Regions from separate parts of the Mus musculus genome. Here regions 2 and 3 are each linked to region 1. Evidence: chromatin loops called from intact Hi-C (ENCODE). Cell type or tissue: heart. All regions are shown on one strand. Links, peaks and the distances in the headings refer to the core of each region. The heading gives the core; the rest is flanking DNA.

Evidence for each region. Peaks named below come from ENCODE experiments on the same cell type or tissue, not always from the same donor. Only the 100,000 strongest peaks of a DNase experiment are listed, where the experiment ranks them.
Region 2: a loop joins it to region 1, with 3 times the contacts of the local background. A loop is called at or near these places in 2 of 42 quality-filtered maps.
Region 3: a loop joins it to region 1, with 2.9 times the contacts of the local background. A loop is called at or near these places in 4 of 42 quality-filtered maps.

The regions. Positions count from the first base shown.
Region 1 is chr17:17,289,982-17,297,454 of GRCm38, reverse strand. Gm6712 (predicted gene 6712) reads right to left here and starts at 3,012. Exons shown (of 4, transcript NM_001324550.1): 1 at 2,866-3,012. The coding sequence starts at 2,895. In heart, for the core only: a CTCF peak has its summit at 3,513; a DNase peak (open chromatin) is centred at 3,154; H3K4me3 peaks cover 1,097 bases; H3K27ac peaks cover 259 bases.
Region 2 is chr17:17,001,144-17,008,616 of GRCm38, reverse strand. Gm51425 (predicted gene, 51425) reads right to left here and starts at 3,501. Exons shown (of 4, transcript NM_001374002.1): 1 at 3,341-3,501. The coding sequence starts at 3,370. In heart, for the core only: a CTCF peak has its summit at 3,951; a DNase peak (open chromatin) is centred at 3,576; H3K4me3 peaks cover 1,173 bases; H3K27ac peaks cover 494 bases.
Region 3 is chr17:17,620,471-17,627,943 of GRCm38, reverse strand. It overlaps Lnpep (leucyl/cystinyl aminopeptidase), which reads left to right and starts at 3,455. Exons shown (of 18, transcript NM_172827.3): 1 at 3,455-3,550. The coding sequence starts at 3,532. In heart, for the core only: a CTCF peak has its summit at 3,278; DNase peaks (open chromatin) are centred at 2,653 and 3,293; H3K4me3 peaks cover 3,758 bases; H3K27ac peaks cover 4,199 bases.

The sequences.
Region 1 (7,473 bases), core at 1,614-6,613:
ACCCCCATGCATGTTACTGGTACAGTGACAGTCAGTCAGATCAATGGAACAGAATTTAAGACCCAGAAATAAACTCACACATCTATGCTCACTTGATCTTTGACAAAGGAGCTCAAACCATCCAGTGGAAAGAGGACAACATCTTCAACAAACGGTGCTGGCTCAATTGGCAGATAGCATGTAGAATGCAAATTGATCCATTCTTATCTCCTTATACAAAGCTCAAGTCTAACTGGGTCAAGGAACTCCACATAAAACCAGAGACACTGAAACATATAGAGTAGAAAGTGGGAAAAGCCTCAAAGATATGGGCACAGGGGAAAAATTCCTGCACAGAACAGCAATGACTTATGCTGTAAGATCGAGAATCAACAAATGGGGCCTCACAAAATTGCAAAGCTTGTATAAGGGAAAAGACAGTAAGTCAATAATACAAAAAGGCTAGCAATAAATTGGGAAAGGATCTTTACCAATCCTAAATCTGATAGGTGGCTAACATCTAATATATATAAAGAACTCAAGAAGCTGGCTTCCAGAGAACTAAATAACCCTATTAAAAATGGGGTAAAGAGCTAAACAAAGAATTCTCAACAGAGGAATACTGAATATCTGAGAAGCACCTGAAAAAATGTTCAACATCCTTAATCATCAGGGAAATGCAAATCAAAACAACCCTGAGATTCCATCTCACAGCAGTCAGAATGGTTAAAATCAAACATTCAGGTGACAACAGATGCTGGCAAGGATGTGGAGAAAGGGACACTCCTCCATGGTTGGTGGGATTGCAAGCTTGTACAACCACTCTGGAAATCAGTTTAGCAGTTCCTCAGAAAATTGGACTACCTGAGGACCCAGCAATACCAGTCCTGAGCTTATACCCAAAAGATGCTCTAACATGTAATAAGGACACATGTTCCACTATGTTCATAGCAGCCTCATTTATAATAGCCAGAAGCTGGAAAGATCCCAGATGTTCCTCAATGGAGGAATGGATACAGAAAATGTGGTATATTTACACAATGAAGTACTATTAAAAACAATGAAGTCATGAAATTCTTAGATAAAAGGATGGATCTGGAGGATATCATCCTGAGTGAAGAAACCCAATTACAAAAGAACACAAATGATATGCACTTACTGATAAGGGGAGAATAGCCCATACACTCAGAGTACCCAACATACAATTTGCAAAACAATTGAAACTCAAGAAGAAGGAAGACCAAAGTGTGGATACTTGGGTCCTTCTTAGAAAGGGGGAACAAAATGCTCATGTGAGGAGTTACAGAGACAAAGTGTGGAGCAGACTGAACGAATGATCATCCAGAAACTGCCCCACTCGGGGATCTATTCCATATACAACCACCAAACCCAGACACTATTGCATATGCCAGAAAGATTTTGCTGACATGACCTTGACATAGCTCTTCTTGTGAGGCTATGCCAGTGCCTGGCAAATACAGAAGTGGATGCTCACAGTCATCTATTGGATGGAACACGGGGCCCCTAATGAAGGAGCTAGAGAAAGTACCCAAAGAGCTAAAGGGGTCTGAAACTCTATAGGAGGAACAACAAAATGAACTAACCAGTAACCCCCAGTGCTTTGTCTCTAGTTGCATATGTAGCAGAGGATGGCCTAGTCAGCCATCAATGGGAGGAGAGGCTCTTGGTCTTGTGAAGATCATGAGGCCAAGTACAGGGAAATGCCAGGGCCAGGAGGAGGGAATGTGTGGGTTGAGGAGCAGGGCAGGGGGAGGCTATAGAGGGCTTTGGGGATAGCATTTGAAATGTAAATGAAGAAAATATCTAAGAAATAAAAAAGAAAGTATGCCTAGATACAGTGTCTTTCAACAATAGCAGGCTATTACCTTTTAGGGAAATGGCATCAATAAGATAATGTATGATCCCGTCATTATATGCAACATTAGCTGCTGAAGTCTATAACTTGACACACATAGATAAAGCCAATTACCCTTGATTCAAATTTCTGAATGGCCTTATCTAGATCAATGAAGTTTGGTTCAACATAACCTCCCCAGGTGGTATACCCACCAATCTGGATTATTTTTATTCACATGCATGACTTAATTTACCTTGGTAATTGTAAATTACACCATCAGAAGCTTGTTCATAATGATGACCCCTGCAGATGATTCCCTTAAACTACAGTGTAGGAGCTAGCTATTGTCTACACTGTTTAGCCCTGAACTGTACACAGTAAACTGTTCCTCCTGTTGAAGTCTGAAGACAGAAGCCATGCTCCATATGCAAGTACTTCTACTTCTACTGCAAAGGGCAGTACATTACATGACTAAAATGAGCAATTTAAAACTCTCTTGTGGTACAGCCATTTAACTAATGAATTATGAAGTTTAGCAAGGTAGAGAAAGAGACTAGGACCCACGTGTCAACATACTTTGTCTCAGAAACAATTTTATAAAAAACTAAAGACGAAGCTGTTCTAAAATTAGTCCACACTTTTTCTGGTTATTAAAAAAAACCACGGAGAAATATTGAAAAAAAAATGTGCTTTCATTCACCAAACACATGAGATACATATTAAACATAGACAAATTTAACTCGAAATGAATGACAACCAAAATGCTAAATGCCAAGAGAAGAACTTGTAGAATACACGAAAGAAACTTAGCCTGTCTGACTTTGGCATCGTGCTAAGGGTGTTTCTATACACAGGACCCTGCTCGAAAGGTTTTGTGAATATTCAGCCCAGATAGTGAAGTTATGCAGGTGCCACCGTTGGGTCCAGAAGCGGCTAAAACCACGAGGCAACTCACAGGTGCCTGCATGTAGCTGCTGGTTCCGACCCAGCCTTCCGTAGGACCCAGCACACCCGATCCCGCTCCTCACCTCTGTGGGAAGTGACAATATCCTCATCATGTCGCACTTTCAGAACTTGCCTGACCTTCCTTCACTGTACCCAGCAGCACACAGGACAAATCACTTAAGCCTGCTTAATTACAGGGAACCAGCGAAAATGATTCCGGAAGAAACACCCTCCTCTTATGACTGGCAGATCCCACATGGAAACAGGAAAATGCATTCCGGAAGAACCACCCTCCGCTTTTGACTGGCAGATCTCACGGGGAACCAGCAAAATGCATCCGGAAAAACCACCCTCCTCTTATGACTGGCAGATCCTCCTTGATGCTGTGATTGGCCAGTAAATCTTGAGTGACAGGAGCAACTCTCTCAGGGTGAGAGGGTGCAAACGCAACTCGGAATAGTGGTTCAGTGGTTCAGTGCACAGGCTTCCAATATAGACGCACACCTATTCCAGATCAGCAGAGATATGTATTTTGGTAGCAATTGTCCCAGGTTTCCGATAGCCTATACGCCAGGCTATGCCGCCCCATCTCTCCAGCTCACCTCTGATTGGCTGCGTGCTCCTCCCCTTTGTGGGCTGTGACCTTGTTCTCAAGAGCCAGGACTCAAATTCTTGCCTGTGAGTCCACTGCCCTCAGAAGGTGCTTCCTCTTATTGCTAGTGGAATGAAGCATATTACTAAAGTTGCAGTGGACTGAAAAATCTGTCTCACAAGTGGAAGGGTGCCCAGTTTAACTGCTAATTAAAGAGTGACTTTAAGAAACAACGTTTTGTATTGTGGCTTCTTATTTGGTTCGGGTAAATTGCACAAACTTTCCAGCTGGAGCTCTATTGTTATTCTATAATCTACTATTCTATTTTCTATTCCTCAGTAGGAAAGTGCCAAAAAATAAAATAAAATCTTAAAATAAACCAAAAACACAGGTGTACTAGGAAAATGCTCTAGGGTCTCTCTATGTATGTGGAAAGTGGATTTATTAGTATGGCTCCCAAGCTGATAGCCAACTCTTCCAACTATAACTCTATACCAATGGGAAGTTGAGCAATCCAGTGGTTGTTCAGTCCATGTGGCTGAATGTCTCAGCTGATTTTCAGTATATATCATAATAGTATAGGAATAAAACGTAACTGTAATGACCCTAGAAAGTATTTAACGAATACATGAAATCATAAAAGTAGCCACAAAATCCATATGGGTGGTAAACCTTAAGCATTTAAAGAATGTGGGCGAGCCAGCCCTATAGTATGCCTGACTGAAGACTTAAGAAGATGTATGCCAGCCGGGCGTGGTTTCTCACGCCTTTAATCCCAGCACCCGGGAGGCAGAGGCAGGCAGATTTCTGAGGTCGAGGCCAGCCTGGTCTACATCCAGAGTGAATTCTAGGACAGCCAATGTTACATAGAGAAACCCTGTCTCGATAGAAACCACATAAAATAAAATAAAAATAAAGAAGAAGTAGGAGAAGGAGAACACAAAGATGAAGAAAAAGAAGGGAAATATAATACTTAAATAGTTGAAAAAAGAAGAATAGAAGCATAAGTCTTAAGATGTAGGAATAGATGAAAAGGAACAGAGAGGAACACCCCCTCCACCATCACCCCTACACAAAATACAGAAATAAAAATGAATAACTTGATCAGAATAGTTCATTGGTACTATGACTAATTCGAATGAATACAGGTCTGCCATTGCTCATGAGGAATGTTATGACTTCTGTAATAGCATCACCAATAATTGGAAGGCCAGTTAACAGTCAATGTGCATTCTGAGTAAACAAGAGTGGTGTGTAATGCAGCAGATGTGGAAGGAGTATTTACTTTTAGTGTAGTGTGTTATGAAATTAAAGTTTCCACTGTGAAAAATTTAAACTTTTTTTTTGCATAACTAGTAATAAATAAAAACAAATACTTGTATCCTTTCTTGGAATTTTGAGATAAATATAATCTACATTGATAGAGATTTTTAAGTACTTCAGGAATACCAAATAATCCTCAAAGTCTATATTTCCTGGTCAATTGTATAGAAACATTAGTAATAGTAACATTGCTTTCTGCAAAATGAATTAATTGGGAATAAGGTATCGTGAGTATGAGCAAGGATACTGCAAAACCACTGAACTCGACTGTTCCTGGATTGGAAAAATATATGTATTTTCATACTTTTCAGGCTGCCTCTTTTGGATAGAAAGATTGGCAAAACTTAAGGAAAGCCTTGCAGGGTTTGAAGAGGTAAATTTGCAGTGGCAATGAGTGTATAATTGGGGATAGTGTGGGAGGTAGGGTGTTATTCCTGTGCATCAAAGAGCCTAGAATCTCTTCTGGGAAACATGGAATATGTTAACAGTATGTGGATATGTGTTTATAGGTGCCAAAGACCAGGTTTGGCTTAGAGAGAGTTTCTGAGAGAGAAAGAAGTGGTGTCTGGATCAGAAAAATGGTGATTCCAAGCTGTTGACCTTTGTTCTGCTTGATACAGCTTTTCCAGTCTGCTTTCTGTTGTGTTTCCTCTCTGGAGATTTCTCTGTCTTTCTCTGTCTATATTCTGCTTGCTTGCCATTCTTAAAGATCTCTCTGTCCAAGTCCTGCTTTCCTGCTTGCTTGTCTCTCTCTCTCTCTCTCTCTCTCTCTTTCTCTCTCTCTCTCTAGCTCTCTCTCTCTCCTTCTCTCTCTCTCCCCCCTCTTTTACTGTGTGTGTCTCACACTCTGTCTCTCTCACTCTTTGTACAGGTGTGTGTGTGTGTGTGTGTGTGTGTGTGTGTGTGTGTGTGTGTGTGTGTTTTCATTTCCAAGCAGTTCTATTTGTCCTAAAATTTTTCTGGATGGATCATCTCAAGGAGAAGACAGGTGCAGTCTTTTATTTTACCTATCAATCCAGTAATTTACTCCAGGTTTTCTTTTTGATTAGCTCATGAATCAGCATCCCATGACCCCGGTGCTTTGATTCTTAGAAGATAGGAGGCATACATTTTTTCTTAAAATTCCAAAAAACTAAAGATCTGTCTGACTTTATTAAGCACGGATGATAGGCTAGTTGAGCAGGACTCTGCTCTGAAATTACTATTTTCACCACGCCTTAGGGTAACTTTGATCTGTCTTTGGCTGATCCTGAACTCAGGAATTTATTTGTCTTTGTCAGCTTAAACAGACAAACAAACAAGTAAACAAACAAGCAAAAACCTGGGTGAGATCTCCTTCAATTACCACTCCCTAAATCTCTTTACTTCCTTCCTTAGTAATTTTCTGACATGTTGGTTCACAGTGCAGCTGCTTTTGTTCCTTCAGATTCATGAAGATCCTCATATAATTCGAACAGAATCATTAGTTTTGCGTGTTTGAAAAATTATACATTTTCAAACTCATGTATTTAGAACTCTTTCCCTTAAGTGCTTCTCTGAGGTTCCAGTGTTTACCATTTTGCTGAGAGGTAGCCACACCCTTATCTCTGGGATTTCAGCTTGTAATTAATGTAGAGTCATTAATCTTAACAGGAAGGACTTTCCTCAGAGGAATGTGAAATAATTACATTACTATGCAAGTAAGCATGTTGGCCACAGCTGCCCTGAACTCTCTAGGAAGCTCACATCAGGGCCCTGTCCTAGGGGCAAGCAATATGTCACTCTGTCCCAGCAGGGCCAAGCCAGGCTTGGCACATAGAGAACTTGATGCTCCATTGCAGAAGGTAGATCGAGATGTTTGCCACCTCCCCAGCTCCTTCAGTTACAGATTTCCATACATTCTCATGGCCATCTGGCTATCTGTCCTCTCCCTCCCCACACCTGATCCTGAACCCTTCCATTGTCCTCCTGTTGTCTCTTCTCCCACCCATTTCCTTCCCTCCACCTGCCAACTGGGACTAGAGGTGGTCTCTTTTATTTCCATATTCCCACTATTTCAGCTAAGGTTACCCATATTGAGTCCTGAGAGCCTAGCCCATGCCAGGTCTCTAATTTTCTAATTATTCCCATTTCCCCATCCATCAGATGCATATTTCCTTTCATATTGCTAGCCCTCTGGGCTTCTCTCCTGTCTCTCCCATACCTGACCATGTCCCCTTTCCAGCTTCTTTTATCCTGTCCCACGGAACTCACTCCTTCTCCCTGCCATGTCAATTTTGTTCCCTCTTCTAAGTGGGATTGAAGCATCCCCACTTGGGACTTCCTTAACTTCTTGGATTCTGTGGCCAGTATTATGGGTATTTTGTAACTTTTGGCTACTATTGTCTTCTGTGACTACATACTTTGTATGTCTTTTGGTCTGGGGTACCTCACTCAGGCTAAAATTTTCTACTTTCACCCATTTGCCTGCAAAATTAATGATCTCTTTGTTTTGGAACCTGAAAAGCCCTTCTGTTGTGTAAATGTGTTCTTCAGATAAGGTACAATCTGTTTGCTTCTAGTTTCCACCTATGACTAATAAGGCTGCTATGAACATAGTGGAGTACATGTCCTTGTGGTATTGTGGAGAATCTTTTGGGTACATGTCCAGGAGCAGTATAGTAAGGTCTTCAGGTAGAACTAATTCCAATTATCTGATTAACTTGCAGGTTGTTTTCCAGAGTGTTTGTACCAGTTTGCAAACTCACCTGCTTTGGAGGAGTACACCCACCCCTGTTCCACATCCTCACCAGCATGT
Region 2 (7,473 bases), core at 884-5,883, 290 kb after region 1:
ATACATGCAGTCATGAAAAGTCTCCTAAACAAACAAACAAACAAGCAAACCACCCAGGACAGATGGTTTTAGTGCAGAATTCTATCAGACCTTCAACAAAGACGCACTACCAATACTATTCAATCTAGTTCACAAAGTAGAAACAGAAGGAACACAACCAATTCCTTCTATGAAGCCACAGTTACACTGAGTATTCTCACTTGGAGATGGAGCGGTTTCTGTCTCTTCAGGAACTTTTCACAATTTTCATTCAGAAAACTTCATAAGAGATTTTTTTCCACTTGTACCATGTTTAGTGGTGTTTCAACCAGATTTTAAAAACTGGAAAAAAAAAAAAAGATACTACTGATCTCTCCTCCAAATAGAGCAGCTCAATATTTTACAGCTCTCTTTGTGAATTCAGATGAGCAAAAGGGTTTGTATGTCTCTGCAGCCACTCATACTTCTTTGTAATTTCAGGACAACAACTGAAGCCCACATGCAAAACAATGGTAAAGAACAATTTAATGTCTGCTTTGTGCCAAGCACCATGCACACCTGAAAAACCCCTGAAACTCAAAACTCCTTATATGGCCTGGAATTTAATTTCCATGAAACACAACCATGTGGCTGGTAATTCAATTAAATTCAAAAAATTAAAATCAAATCAAATTAAATATTCAAAAGAAATGAAATTAAAAATGTTGCAACAATTGAAGGTAGATGTGGCCATAAATGTGAAAACAAGGAGTGGTTAACGGGAGGTGAAAGGAAAAGGAAATAAAAAGGAAAGAAATATGGTTGTTCCTAGACATGGTGGAACAGAAAGTTTATTGCTGATACATGGGAGAGTGGAGTTAGAGACAGGCACATCTTAGAGAGTGACCAGAGTCAAGTGGAACCAAAGCCATGTGAAGAGAGGAAGGAGAGGAGAGGAAAACCAGACAAAGTGATGAGGTGGGTAAATGATAGATGAAAAAGATATTCTAACAAATTTGGGTGGATTACATAAGGAAGGGGAGCAGGGAGATGTATACCCCAATCCCTAAGATCCAGGGTGTGCTTTGTTAGGCATACACTGTAAAGGGTAACTGGGGGATTTGGGGAGAAAATGAGATTCTGGCCTGCTTTGATTTGTTAAATAGGCACCTAAGCCATTTGTGCTGGGCCATAAGACTTAACAATAGTGAGAAAGGATAAACCTAAAGGATTTAATTATAATATCAAAATTTATTTTTAAAAGTTGAAATAGGCTTTATTATTGAAAAGTTATCCAAGTATTAGACAAGCCAGGTATTACTCATACTTTTCTCTCCCAATGCACACTGTAAAATTGGAATAGTAAAATTCCTACTAGGTGCAGAAACAGAAATTTGTCAAGCACTTAAGTGTTGGTTGAATTCATGCACATACAGATATTTAGTTTCTAAAAATTAATTCATTTCCTTCTCTAGATTCTTGATTGTCTCGTTCTGTGAACCACCTAAATTTTCAAGTTTGGACTTTTGTTGATCATCTAACATTGATAACATCAGTATTCACTGATAATAGAAGGTATTTTCAAAGAAAGCTCCCTCCATCATTCTTCCCACTCCCTTTGGTTTCAAAGTTGGTCAGTGAAATCAATTGTTACCAATGTCCCTCTTGATCTATAATTTCCCCTAGAAAGTCCTGGAGGTAGGAGAACATTCATTCATTCCTTCCTTCCTTCATTCATTCATTCATATCTCTCTGTCTTTTTCCCTCATTGACCAGTCAGGGCTTATCCTGGAAGAATTTATATGCTTCTCTTCAGGCATTGGACAGCAGAAGCAGGATTAGGTGTTCAATCAAATTACATAGCAAAAGGCAAGCCTGGGCTATAGAAGAAATTCCTCTAAAGAGAAACAAATAATCATAGCAGTTGAGAAAACGGATAAAATACTTAAATTCTCCAGAAACACTAAAGAGAAAAAAAAAATCTAGATGTTCAGAGAAATTCTAAGAAAATGAAACTTAAAAAGTGTTATCAAGAATTGACTTCTTTAAAAGATAGATATTATTGAAAGTATGAATAGGTACAGTGTCTTTCAACAAGAGCAGGCCATTACCTCATAGGCAAATACAGCAAACCAGTAGCCAACATCAAATTAAATGGAGAGAAACTTAAAGCAATCCCACTAAAATCAGGGAGTAGACAAGGTGGCACACTTTCTCCATAACTATTGAAGTCCTAGCCAGAGCAATTCCACAACAAAAGAAGATCAAGAGGATACAAATTGGAAAAGAAAAAGTCAAAATATCATTATTTGCAGAGGATATGATAGTATCTATAAGTGACCCTAAAAATTCTACCAGAGAACTCCTAAACCTGATAAACAACTTCAGTGCAGTAGCTGGATATAAAATGAACTCAAATAAATCAGAGGCCTTTCTCTACAGAAATGATAAACAGGAGGAGAAAGAAATAGGGAAACAACACCCTTCACAATAGTCACAAATAATATAAAATACCTTGGTGTGACTCTAACTAAGGAAGTGAAAGATCTGTATAAGAACTTCAAGTCTCTGAAGAAAGAAATCAAAGAAGATCTCAGGAGATGGAAAGGTCTCCCATGCTCATGGATTGGAAGGATTAGTACAGTAAAAGTGACTATCTTGCTGAAAGCAATCTACAGATTTACTGCAATCCCCATCAAAATTGGAACTCAATTCTTCACAGAATTAGAAAGGGCAATTTGCAAATAAATCTAGAATAACAAAAATCCTAGGATATCAAAAACTATCTCAACAATAAAAGAACCTTTGTTGGAATCACCATTCTGAAACTCAAGCTGTAGTACAGAGAGAGCAATTGTGATAAAAACAAAACAAAAACAAACAAACAAACAACCCCCTGCATGTTACTGGTACAGTGACAGTCAGATCAATGGAACCGAATTTAAGACCCAGAAATAAACTCACACATGCATGCTCACTTGATCTTTGACAAAGGAGCTCAAACCATCCACTGGAAAGAGGACAGCATCTTCAACAAATGGTGCTGGCTCAATTGGCGGTTAGCATGTAGAAGAATGAGAATTGATCCATTCTTATTGCCTTATACAAAGCTCAACGCTAAATGCCTAGAGAACAACTTGTAGAATACACGAAAGAAACTTAGCCTGTCTGACTTTGGCATCCTGCCAAAGGGTGTTTCTATACACAGGATCCTGCTCGAAAGGTTTTGTGAATATTCAGCCCAAATAGCGAAGTTATGCAGGTGCCACCATTGGGTTCAGAAGCGGCTAAAACCACGAGGCAACTCACAGGTGCCTGCATGTAGCTGCTGGTTCCGACCCAGCCTTCCGTAGGACCCAGCACACCCGATCCCGCTCCTCACCTCTGTGGGAAGTGACAATATCCTCATCATGTCGCACTTTCAGAACTTGCCTGAGCTTCCTTCACTGTACCCAGCAGCACACAGGACAAATCACTTAAGCCTGCTTAATTACAGGGAACCAGCGAAATGGATTCCGGAAGAAACACCCACCTCTTATGACTGGCAGATCCCACAGAGAACCAGGAAAATGCGTTCCGGTAGAACCACCCCCCGCTTTTGACTGGCAGATCTCACGGGGAACCAGCAAAATGCATCCGGAAAAACCACCCTCCTCTTACGACTGGCAGATCCTCCTCAATGCCGTGATTGGCCAGTAAATCCTGAGTGACAGGAGCAACTCTCTCAGGGTGAGAGTGTGCGAAAGCAACTCGGAATAGTGGTTCAGTGGTTCAGTGCACAGACTTCCAATGTAGACGCAAACCTATTCCAGATCAACAGAAATTTGTATTTTGGTAGCAATTGTCACAGGATTCCGATAACCTACACCGCAGCCTTTGCCGCCCCATCTCTCCAGCTCACCTCTGATTGGCTGCCTGCTCCTCCCCTTTGTGGGCTGTGACCTTGTTCTCAAGAGCCAGGACTCAAATTCTTGCCTGTGTGTCCACTGCCCTCAGAAGGTGCTTCCTCTTATTGCTAGTGGAATGAAGCATATTACTAAAGTTGCAGTGGAGTGAAAAATCTGTCTCACAAGTGGAAGGGTGCCCAGTTTAACTGCTAATTAAAGAATGACTTTAAGAACCAACGATTTGTATTGTGGCTTCTTACTGGGTTCAGGTAAATTGCACAAACTTTCCAGCTGGAGCTCTATTGTTATTCTATAATCTACTATTCTATTGTCTATTCCTCAGTAGGAAAGTGCCAATAAAATAAAATAAAATCTTAAAATAAACTAAAAACACAGGTGTACTAGAAAAATGCTCTAGGGTCTGTCTATGTATGTGGAAAGTGGATTTATTAGTATGGCTCACAAGCTGATAGCCAACTCTTCCAACTATAACTCTATACCAATGGGAAGTTGAGCAATCCAGTGGTTGTTCAGTCCATGTGGCTGAATGTCTCAGCTGGTTTTCAGTATATATCATAATATGTATAGGAATAAAACGTAACAATTGTAAAGAACCTAGAAAATATTTAACGAATACATGTAATCATAAAAGTTGCCACAAAATCCATACTGAAGGTAAACCTTAAACATTTGAAGAATGTGGGAGAGTCAACACTATAGTATCCCTGACTGAAGACATAAGAAGATGTATGCCAGCCAGGTGTGGTGGCACACGCCTTTATTCCCATCACTGCGGAGGCAGAGGCAGGCAGATTTCTAGCTAGCCTGGTCTACATCCAGAGCAGTTCTAGGGCAGCCAATGTTACAAAGAGAAACCCTGTCTCAAAAAAAAACCACACAAAATAAAATGAAATAAAATAAAATAAAGAAGAAGAAGGAGAAGGAGAACACAAAGATGATGACAAAGAAGGGAAATATAAGACTTAAATAGTTGAAAAAAGAAAAAGAGAAGCATAAGACTTAAGATGTAGGAATAGATGAAAAGGAACAGAGAGGAACACCCCCTCCACCACCACGCCTACATAAAATACAGAAATAAAAATGAATAAGTTGATCAGAATAGTTCATTAAGACTATGACTATTTTGAATGGATACAGGTCTGCCATTGCTCAGGAGGAATGTGATGACTTCTGCAATAGCATCACCAATAATTGGAAGGCCAGTCAACAGTCAATGTGCATTCTGAGTAAAGAAGAAGGGTGTGTAATGCATCACTTGTGGAAGGAGTATCTACTTTAGGGTAGTGTGTCATGAAATTAAAGTTTCCACTATGAAGAATTTAAACTTTTATTAGCATAGCTAGTAACAAATAAAACAAATACTTGTATCCTTTCTTGGAATTTTGAGATAAATATATTCTACATTGATAGAGATTTTTAAAAATGTTCTTCTTTTTTTTTATTACTTATTTTCTTCAATTACATTTCCAATGCTATCCCAAAAGTCCCCCCCCCCACTCCCCTACCCACCCATTCCCATTTTTTGGCCCTGGTATTCCCCTGTACTGGGGCATATAACGTTTGCCTGAACAATGGGCCTCTCTTTCCAGTGATGGCCGACTAGGTCATCTTTTGATACATATGCAGCTAGAGTCAAGAGCTCTGGGGTACTGGTTAGTTCATAATGTTGTTCCTCCGATAGGGTTGCAGATCTCTTTAGCTCCTTGGATACTTTCTCTAGCTCCTCCATTGGGGACCCTGTGATCCATCCAATAGTTGACTGTGAGCATCCACTTCTGTGTTTGCTAGGCCCCGGCCTAGTCTCACAAGGGAAAGCTATATCACCGTCCTTGCAACAAAGGCTTGCTAGTGTATGCAATGGTGTCATCGCTTGGAAGCTAATTATGGGATGAATCCCTGGATATGGCACTCTCTAGATGGACCATCCTATTGTCTCAGCTCCAAACTTTGTCTCTGTAACTCCTTCCATGGGTGATTGTTTCCAATTCTAAGAAGGGGCAAAGTGTCCACACTTTGGTCTTCTTTTTCAGTTTCATGTGTTTTGCAAATTGTACCTTATATCTCACTATACTAAGTTTCTGGGTTAATATCCACTTATCGGTGAGTACATTTCATTTGAGTTCTTTTGTGATTGGGTTACCTCACTCAGGATGATGCCCTCCAGGTCGAACCATTTGCCTAGGAATTTCGTGAATTCATTCTTTTTAATAGCTGAGTAGTACTCCATTGTGTAAATGTACCACATTTTCGGTATCCATTCCTCTGTTGAGGGACATCTGGGTTCTTTCCAGCTTCTGGCTATTATAAATAAGGCTGCTATGAACATAGTGGAGCATGTGTCCTTCTTACCGGTTGGGAAATCTTCTGGATATATGCCCAGGAGAGGTATTGCTGGATCCTCCGGTAGTACTATGTCCAATTTTTGGAGGAAACGCCAGACTGATTTCCAGAGTGGTTGTACAAGTTTGCAATCCCACCAACAATAGAGGAGTGTTCCTTTTTCTCCACATCCTTGCCAGCATCTGCTGTCACCTGAATTTTTGATCTTAGCCATTCTGACTGGTGTGAGATGAAATCTCAGGGTTGTTTTGATTTGCATTTCTCTGATGATTAAGGATGTTGAACATTTTTTCAGGTGTTTCTCAGCCTTTTGGTATTCCTCGGGTGAGAATTCTTTGTTCAGCTCTGAGCCCCATCTTTTAAGGGGGCTATTTGACTTTCTGGAGTCCACCCTCTTGAGTTCTTTATATATATTGGATATTAGTCCCCTATCTGATTTATGATAGGTAAAGATCCTTTCCCAATCTGTTGGTGGTCTTTTTGTCTTATTGACGGTTTCTTTTGCCTTGCAGAAGCTTTGGAGTTTCATGAGGTCCCATTTGTCAATCCTCGATCTTAAAGCACAAGCCATTGCTGTTCTATTCAGGAATTTTTTCCCTGTGCCCATATCTTCGAGACTTTTCCCCACTTTCTCCTCTATAAGTTTCAGTGTCTCTGGTTTTATGTGGAGTTCCTTGATCTACTTAGATTTGACCTTAGTACAAGGAGAGAGGAATGGGTCTATTCGCATTCTTCTACATGATAACAACCAGTTGTGCCAGCACCATTTGTTGAAAATGCTGTCTTTTTTCCACTGGATGGTTTTAGCTCCCTTGTCAAAGATCAAGTGACCATAGGTGTGTGGGTTCATTTCTGGGTCTTGAATTCTATTCCATTGGTCTACTTGTCTGTCACTATACCAGTACCATGCACTTTTTATCACAATTGCTTTGTAGTAAAGCTTTAGGTCAGGCATGGTGATTCCACCAGAGGTACTTTTATCCTTGAGAAGAGCTTTTGCTATCCTAGGTTTTTTGTTATTCCAGATGAATTTGCAGATTGCTCTTTCTAATTTGTTGAATAATTGAGTTGGAATTTTGATGGGGATTGCATTGAATCTGTAGATTGCTTTTGGCAAGATAGCCATTTTTACAATGTTGATCCTGCCAATCCATGAGCATGGGAGATCTTTCCATTTTCTGAGATCTTCTTTAATTTCTTTCTTCAGGGACTTGAAGTTTTTATCATACAGATCTTTCACTTCCTTAGTTAGAGTCACGCCAAGATA
Region 3 (7,473 bases), core at 884-5,883, 330 kb before region 1:
TCTTAGAGTGCCAACTTCTCTGTTTCCAGCTTTCACCTTCCTGGCCTTTAGTAATCACTACTATTCTTTAGGTTGTCTTTTTTTGTTTTTTTTTTTTTTTTGCACACACATATTGAGTGTATTTCTTATAATCATCACCTGTCAATAAAAAAGCTTATGGCCAATGAACTGAGGCAGGAAATAGGAAGTGGGACGTCCAGCAGGGATAGAGAGAATTCTGGGAAATATTCAGAGTTGTGAGAGATTCAAAAGCTATGTAATTCAGTAGGTAGCTGAAACCAGGTTAAAATAAAAGGGATAACAAGTAAAAGCAAGTCAGAGAACAACCTGAAGGTTATGGCCTCAGCAATTATTAATACATAATTAGTCTCAGAGTAGTCATTCCGGGAGCAGGGCCCAGGAGGAAAAAACCTGGATTTATTTTTTACACAAACACATATAAGAAAAGAATTTTTTGTCATTCTAACTTAAATTAGTATAATGTCTTTAAGTACTATTCTATTTTGCTGTATGTGGTAGAATATTTCTTTTTATGACTGAGTGGCAGTCATTGTAGATATACATCCCACTGTTGTTGGATATTTTGTTTGATTCCTTATCGAACAGTGCTGTAAAAAACAAAAAAACATGAGTGTTCAGATATCTCTTTGAAAGCAGACAGAATTTCTCTTGAATATACATCCAGAAACAGTACGGCCAGATCCTAGCACAGATCTATTTATAGTATTGAGTACTAATTTATGATCCCATTTTTTGTTTCTTTATAAACAGATGGTAGTTATCCAGGGTGCTAATATTTTTCAGTTCAAGCTATTAGTATTTTTTCTGTTATATAATTTAAATATTAAGTAGTATGCAGTGATGACTCTGAAGATGGTAAGATGAGTGTATTAGATGACATCACCCTGATAATAAACAGTAATATCACAATAACCTAAAGTGTTAGAACCTTGAGAAAGAGGAGAATCTGAACAAGAGCAAAACCTCTGTGTTTTCCTCAAAGAGGCTTTACAAAATCAAATATAAACAGTATTTGACGGAACAAAATTCACTAATATGCATTTAAGGCTACATGGGATTCTGAAATATGTTTGTTTTATTTACTGTTTGCTTGTATTCCTGAATAGCAAAGATGAGATGCAAGAGATTGGCAAAGAAATAGGTAAAAAAAAAAAAAAAATCTCCTGATTCTCCCAAATTTATGAATGCAAATTGTGAAACACTTTAGCACACAGTCTCAGAGCTGAAAATTTAAAAACAAAACCCAAGGTAATGTGATTCACACTTAAAGTATGATAGACTGTAGCTTGCTGGTGAGGTGAGGTGATTTATCATGTTGTGGAGTTTTAAATAACTGCTACTAAGTGCTCTGGCACCAAAAATAACACCAAAAGAACAAAACACGACCTAATAGGGAAGAGTTTCTTAGCTAAGCAATACCAATGTGAAACAGGCTCATTTGAACAAAATCCATGAATACAAGAGTTCTTGTGGTTCATTTTCTACTTTTGGTTCGGAATTGCTCCGATATGGGGACTAGCCTAAGGACTCAGCCTATCTTTCACACAGTGAAAAGGCAGTAGCAGCGTTGAGATATGATGTCATGAACATTTGTACTGAGCACAAACAGACCAACTGGAGACATTCATTATAAAGACATTCAGTGGAAAGGTTTCAATGTGGGCAGTAAATTAGAAATATAAACATTATACTGTACTTATTTAATATATTGTGTAACGATTAAAAATGAGGACATAGCCCTAAAAAAATGAATGAAAAAAAAAACCTGCCCCACTGATCTTGTATTCTTGATAAACAATAAGCCTTTTGACAGCTAAGAGTGCTCTGAACATAATGGCAGGAGGAATCTTTATAGAACCCACTGTGTTTGTTGCTATTTTAGGTGTGTGGTCAGAGGATTCTCTGTAGGGGTGACATTTGAGTTAAGAAAATGACAGGAAGAAGTAAGCAAACAAAACACAAAGCTGTGGAACAATTTTGCAAGGAGGGTTTTGTTTTGTTTAAAAAAAAATAAGTAAAGGTACGGTTAACGATGCTGAATAAATCGCGCCAACTTCTAGGAGCCTTATGAAAGCTTCGGGGCCATTAAAGGGCGAGAATGTTAATGAGGTCCCAGAGTTAGGTAAGGAGTTTAGTGGTTACTCCAAGTACAGTTGGTTTTCACAGGGCGTTGTAAAACAGGAGTGGAACGTAGTGGATGTAATACAATCGACCTCTTAAAAACACTGCACTTCGGGTTTACTTCTTTGAACGTAGAATTTCCTTATCGATCGAACATCATCCCTTTCTCCTCTTTCGCCCAGGATATTTGTACAGGTTTAGATTTTGTTTGCACGGGTTGACAGCCTGGGAGGAGGAGTGTGTGACAGTTGGCTCGCGCAGTGAGGCCAAGGCCTAGCCAAGTCGCCGCAGGGGACGAAGCAGTGAGTGGGGAGGAAAGAGGAGCTGTGGCTGCGGTTGGGAGGGATGGGGGAGCCTCTTCGCGGGGTGTTGACTTCCGGCAGTTGGAGAAACAGGAGCTAGCAGGAGCTAACGCGGTCTCTACGTGTCTCGTAGGCTGCCGGGGACCGCCCCGATTTGGCACCGGAAACAATGGGGCCCGAGGCAAAGGCGCGAGTACTAGGGGAAGGGGGAACTTGGCTCCCTCCGGTCTAGCCCCGCGGAATCAGGCCGTGTACCCTGAAGGCTGGGAGCAGCCAACTGCTGGTGTCGAGTAAGGACAGGACTAGGCAGGCGGGCCTCTCTGCACACAACCTCTGCGCGCACGGTCCGTTCTCCTACACCCCGCTCCGGGTTTTGAGATCTGCTCGCAGTTCTAAGCCCAGCCCTAAGCAAAGGGCACCGATCGACTCCCGGGCCCCTCCCTTCCTCTGGCCTCCGGCTTTGCTGCAGCAGCAGCTGCTGCAGGGCGTTCTGCTAAAGGAGGGAAGTCGGGCCGACCACCGCCGCAGGGCTTGCTCCGGCGGTTAAGAAGAGCGCCGCCCCGGGCTAGCCCAGCGTAGAGGCCGACCCACCCTGGGCCTTGTCTTGCTTTCAGAACGCGAAGGGCGACAACCCCTCTGGCGACAGCATCACCGGCCGCATTTCCGGGCTCAGTACTGGGGTGGCCGCACCCGAAACACGGCCGGATGCAGTAGTAGGTGTACCAGTTGTCTGAACCGGGGTACTACAGCTCTGCGGCACAGACAGCGCGGCGGCTAGAAGTGAGCTCCGGGGGTGGGGCTCTAAGCCCCGCCCCAGCACTGCGCTCCTCCCCGCCGCCCCTGGGCGGAGTGGGCCTAGGGTTGAGCGATGCTTAGCGTCCACGCCTCAGTGGGTCTTTTGCAGCAGTTGCGAAAACCCGGAACGAAGGTGTTGTTGCCGTGCGGCGGAGCGGCGCCGCCCCTCGCCGCACCTCCCCGGCAGCCCTCGGAGGCCTTTGCTGGGCATGCTCAGTCGTCAGGACCGCTTCGGCTCTCGGAGTAGGAAGCTTGGGGCGCTGGGCTGGTAAGGACCCGCGGCGGGGCGAAGATGGAGTCCTTTACCAATGGTGAGTGGCTAGCCCGAGTCGCGGATTCCCGGGCTCTCAGGGTCCAGAGGGTCAGATGTGGCAAGGGGGTCAGGCTGCAGGCATCCCTGCCAAGGGTTTCCCAGGCGGGCCGGGGGGCGGCAGAGGGGCCAGGGTCGGCTGGGGCAGGCGTGAAGGTCAGCCCTCTCCCGGGGGCCAGCCCCGAACCTCCAGGTGAGGTAGTCGGCAAAGTTTGGGATGCTTGCGCGGTGGAGGGGGCGGCGGCAAAGTTGGCAACGGCGTTGGTCCTGGGGGAAGCGGCCGCGGCCAGGAGAAGCTGCGGCCCCGGCGAAAGCCTACTCGTGCGGGGAGCCTGGAGCTGTCCGCCCGTCCTTCACCGAGCTGTCCGCATGCCTTTCCGTAACAGGGCGGGGTGGGGCCGCGGCTGGCAGCGTGATTTAGTGCACTGCAGGGAAGGAAACTTACCGGGGGCTGGCTAGTACTGCTCGGTGTGGCGAAGATGCCGCCCCGCATTGCCACCCGTCTGCCTACCGCTGCTCCGCAGGTCGACCAAACTTCTTTTTACCAGCTAGTGATGTTTGATCTTCTAGTTAGAGATCCATTGAATATCAATGGCCCTTGTTGGGCTTATATCATAAGGTGGCATGGGTGTGTGTGTGTGAAAGTCAAAGCAGTCTGTGTCCAGAAAATAGCCACGGCCCTTTACTTCATGGCTTTTGTCTGGGCTTGTAGTGCTTGAGTCTCAATATAGAGGTGAGATGATGTCTCACCATTTTATGGTGTTTAAATATATGGATTCCACTTTAGGATGGAAAGTAGGAAAACTGCTAATAAAGGGTAGGGCTTAATGAGATTAGAGGATCCACTTTCTACTTGGCATGTGTTTCCAGTGTGGTTGGTTACTTCAGGTAGGTAGAAAGTCAGATTAATGGGAGAGAAGCATATTATTGTTGGGAGGGGGGTCGCATGCCACTTAAGGAACTGGGAAGGGGGAGGGGACACCCACTCTATCCACTCTAATGCCTAGGCTGGACTTTGTTGTGTTCTTTAACATTGTTTACCACATCGCTGGAGCTGTGACCTACTCATTATGTTCTCCTTTTCCCTAATTCGGGATGCTTTATTCTCCTGCCATCTTTCTGTCTGCAGTGTTTAATTAGGCTTAGTAATGACAGCTTTAACTCCAAATTTCTTTCTCATATGTGTTCTATTTGTAATTACCAAGTTTCTAAGAATAGTCTGGTAAACTTACTCAGAGAATTAAGGAAGATTTGAACTGAAAGGCACCATAGAGACCATCTAGGATTTGAGTGTAAAATGTGCTTAAAAGAGGTATAAAATTTTCCAAGACGTTTTCTTCCTTCTAGGCAGAATTATTGGAGCCTCCTTGTTTTAAATATGTAGGTAAGATTTTTAATTATGAAATCTTACCCAATTGAAAACAAGAATGAGTCATTTATTTAGTCAGGTTTTTCCCTGGTTGATTTGTTGAACTTCCCCCCTACATAATTAAAGTACATTTTCACACCATAAAGTTAAAATCTTTTCTCCTCCCATAGAATATCCTCCTTTAGATATATTTACAAACTGTCTCATTTGGGAAGACCATGGAGAAATCCTAGAGAAAAGAGGCAAAAGGTCAACTTTTCTAGTTCTTTTCTGTCTACCAGTTTTTCACAGTTGGTGTTGAAGGCTGATTGGCAATGTGTCATTTCAGTTAATGCTGTCCTCCTTTAAGAAGGAAAGCAGGAACTACATATAACTCTGATACTGCTAATTTAAGGTGCTTTGAAGACTTTAAGGCGGAATAGGTATTTAAAACTTTTAGAAGTTTGCTGTAGAATTTTCTCGTGTTCGAATACTATATAGTGTAAATTGTACTTATTTTTGTCATCTTACAATCTATGATTGAAGGATTTATCAAGCTTGTTTGTTTGTTTGTTTGTTTTTCAGGACAGGGTTTCTCTGTATAGCCCTGGCTGTCCTGGAACTCGCCTTTGTAGACCAGGCTGGCCTCAAACTCAGAAATCCACCTGCCTCCGCCTCCCGAGTGCTGGGAGTGCTGGGATTAGAGGCGTGCGCCAGCACGGGCCGGCCTGGATTTATTAAGCTTAATATTGGCTTTTGTAATTGATCCTCCTTTAGTAAATCTTTCTCATTTACATGCTCTTGAATGTCCCTGCATAAAGAGGTGTGTGTGTGTATAGATGTATAATAAAGTTTCAGTAGCTCTGAGCCCTTGGCTTTCTTAAAATACTGTCAGCAGTTCATTAACTGACTCACAAGTTCATAAAGTCGAGGAATTTAGTCTTGTCATTCCAACCTTCAGAACTCAGTGATTTCAGTAGCATTTTCTATGCTTTCACTATTTGCTGTGCAATGAGTTGCTATGGTGGCTCATTTTCTTGAGCCCTGTTCTCTGCCTGAAATAATAGGTTCATGTATTAATAAATATCTTGTGTTCATCAGTTCAGCTAATAACTGTTATAACCCATTTAAAATTAATGTTTCTAGAAAAGGCCTATAAAGATGGACTTTAGTGCCAGAAATTCCTATTTGGCTCAGGAAATAGTTTTTGCCTTGACCTTGAGAGGGACTGTTACCACACTGAAAGCTGGACATTTCGTCTGGCTCTAGCTCTCTGGTGACATTTTATGGGCAAAGGAATGTGTTGACTCGTACGTAAGATTGGTTTGACAGTAGCTGCCTTGTCCTATTAAGGCAGGTAGAGATGAAACTTTTAGGAGTAGTGGTGACCTATTTATTTATTAGCACCATAGAAAGTTCATGGAAACTATCTAGGTTTTCTAAGAAATACTACATTAAGACAGCTATTTATTTGATGTCCATCTGCCTTTATTCTCATTTGCTTGAGAACTCTCAGAATAGCTTTAATTTGGAATAAGAGATGCTAAAATTCAAGGCTTAATGGAAAAATCTGGTTGAGGAGGTCCAGGGTCAGGCCTAGAAATATCTGATTGCATTTTGAGAATAGTAGAAATATTCATTTAAAGAGGGCTTGGAGAAAGTTTTCAGGTAAACAAATAGAGACTTTACAAACATAGGAATAAATTAATTTTCTGTTATTTTTTAGTATATATTTTGCTAACAGATACTAGTTTTTGGTGTGATTACAGGTAAATCTAGTGGTTGGAAAATCATTGCTGTATTGAAGTGCCAAAACCAAAAGCCTAGTAGAGATTGTCACTTTTTATATGAATTATATAGCCTCCACACAAATCATTTTATTACTGTACAGTGGTATATAATCAGATGAGGCAGACCTCCTGTCTTTCAGAGTTGTGTATGTTTGTTTTTAGATTAATATCCAGTTAAAAGTATTTTCCAACTTTTAAAATGGAATACCTTGACAACAAATTATCTACTTATGGATTGTAAAGCAGTATAAAGTTATGCCAGTTTTATCCTATAAATAACAGTTGTTTTATAAATGTGTGTATCTCTCAAAAAAACTTACATATAGTATCATCTCAGAAACAGGAGCTTACCATGTACTGTTTATATGTTCACTTACATATATACGTTTCTTTTTGTTCTATAGTGAATTACTTCATTGGAAGAAAACTTTTTAAAGTTTTTCTGAAATGGAATATGAGTTCAATTGTGTGTGTGTGTGTGTGTGTGTGTTTGTTTCTGCTCCTGCCTTATCTTTTAAATTACAGTTGGGGAAATCTGATATAGAAATTAAGAGTTAGCCAGGAGTTAGGGTTAGCCATATCTTATGCCTTAATTCCAGCACTCAGGGAGACAGAGGCAGATGATCTCAGCTGGCCTGGTTTCCTTAGCAAGTTCCAGGCAGGCCAGGCCTAAGAAGTGTGAGACCTTATCTCAAAAAGCAACAATAACAAAACAAGAACAACAAAAAATGAAATCAAGGGCTAACTAGCATCATAAAAAAAAAACAAAACCAAACCAAACCAAAC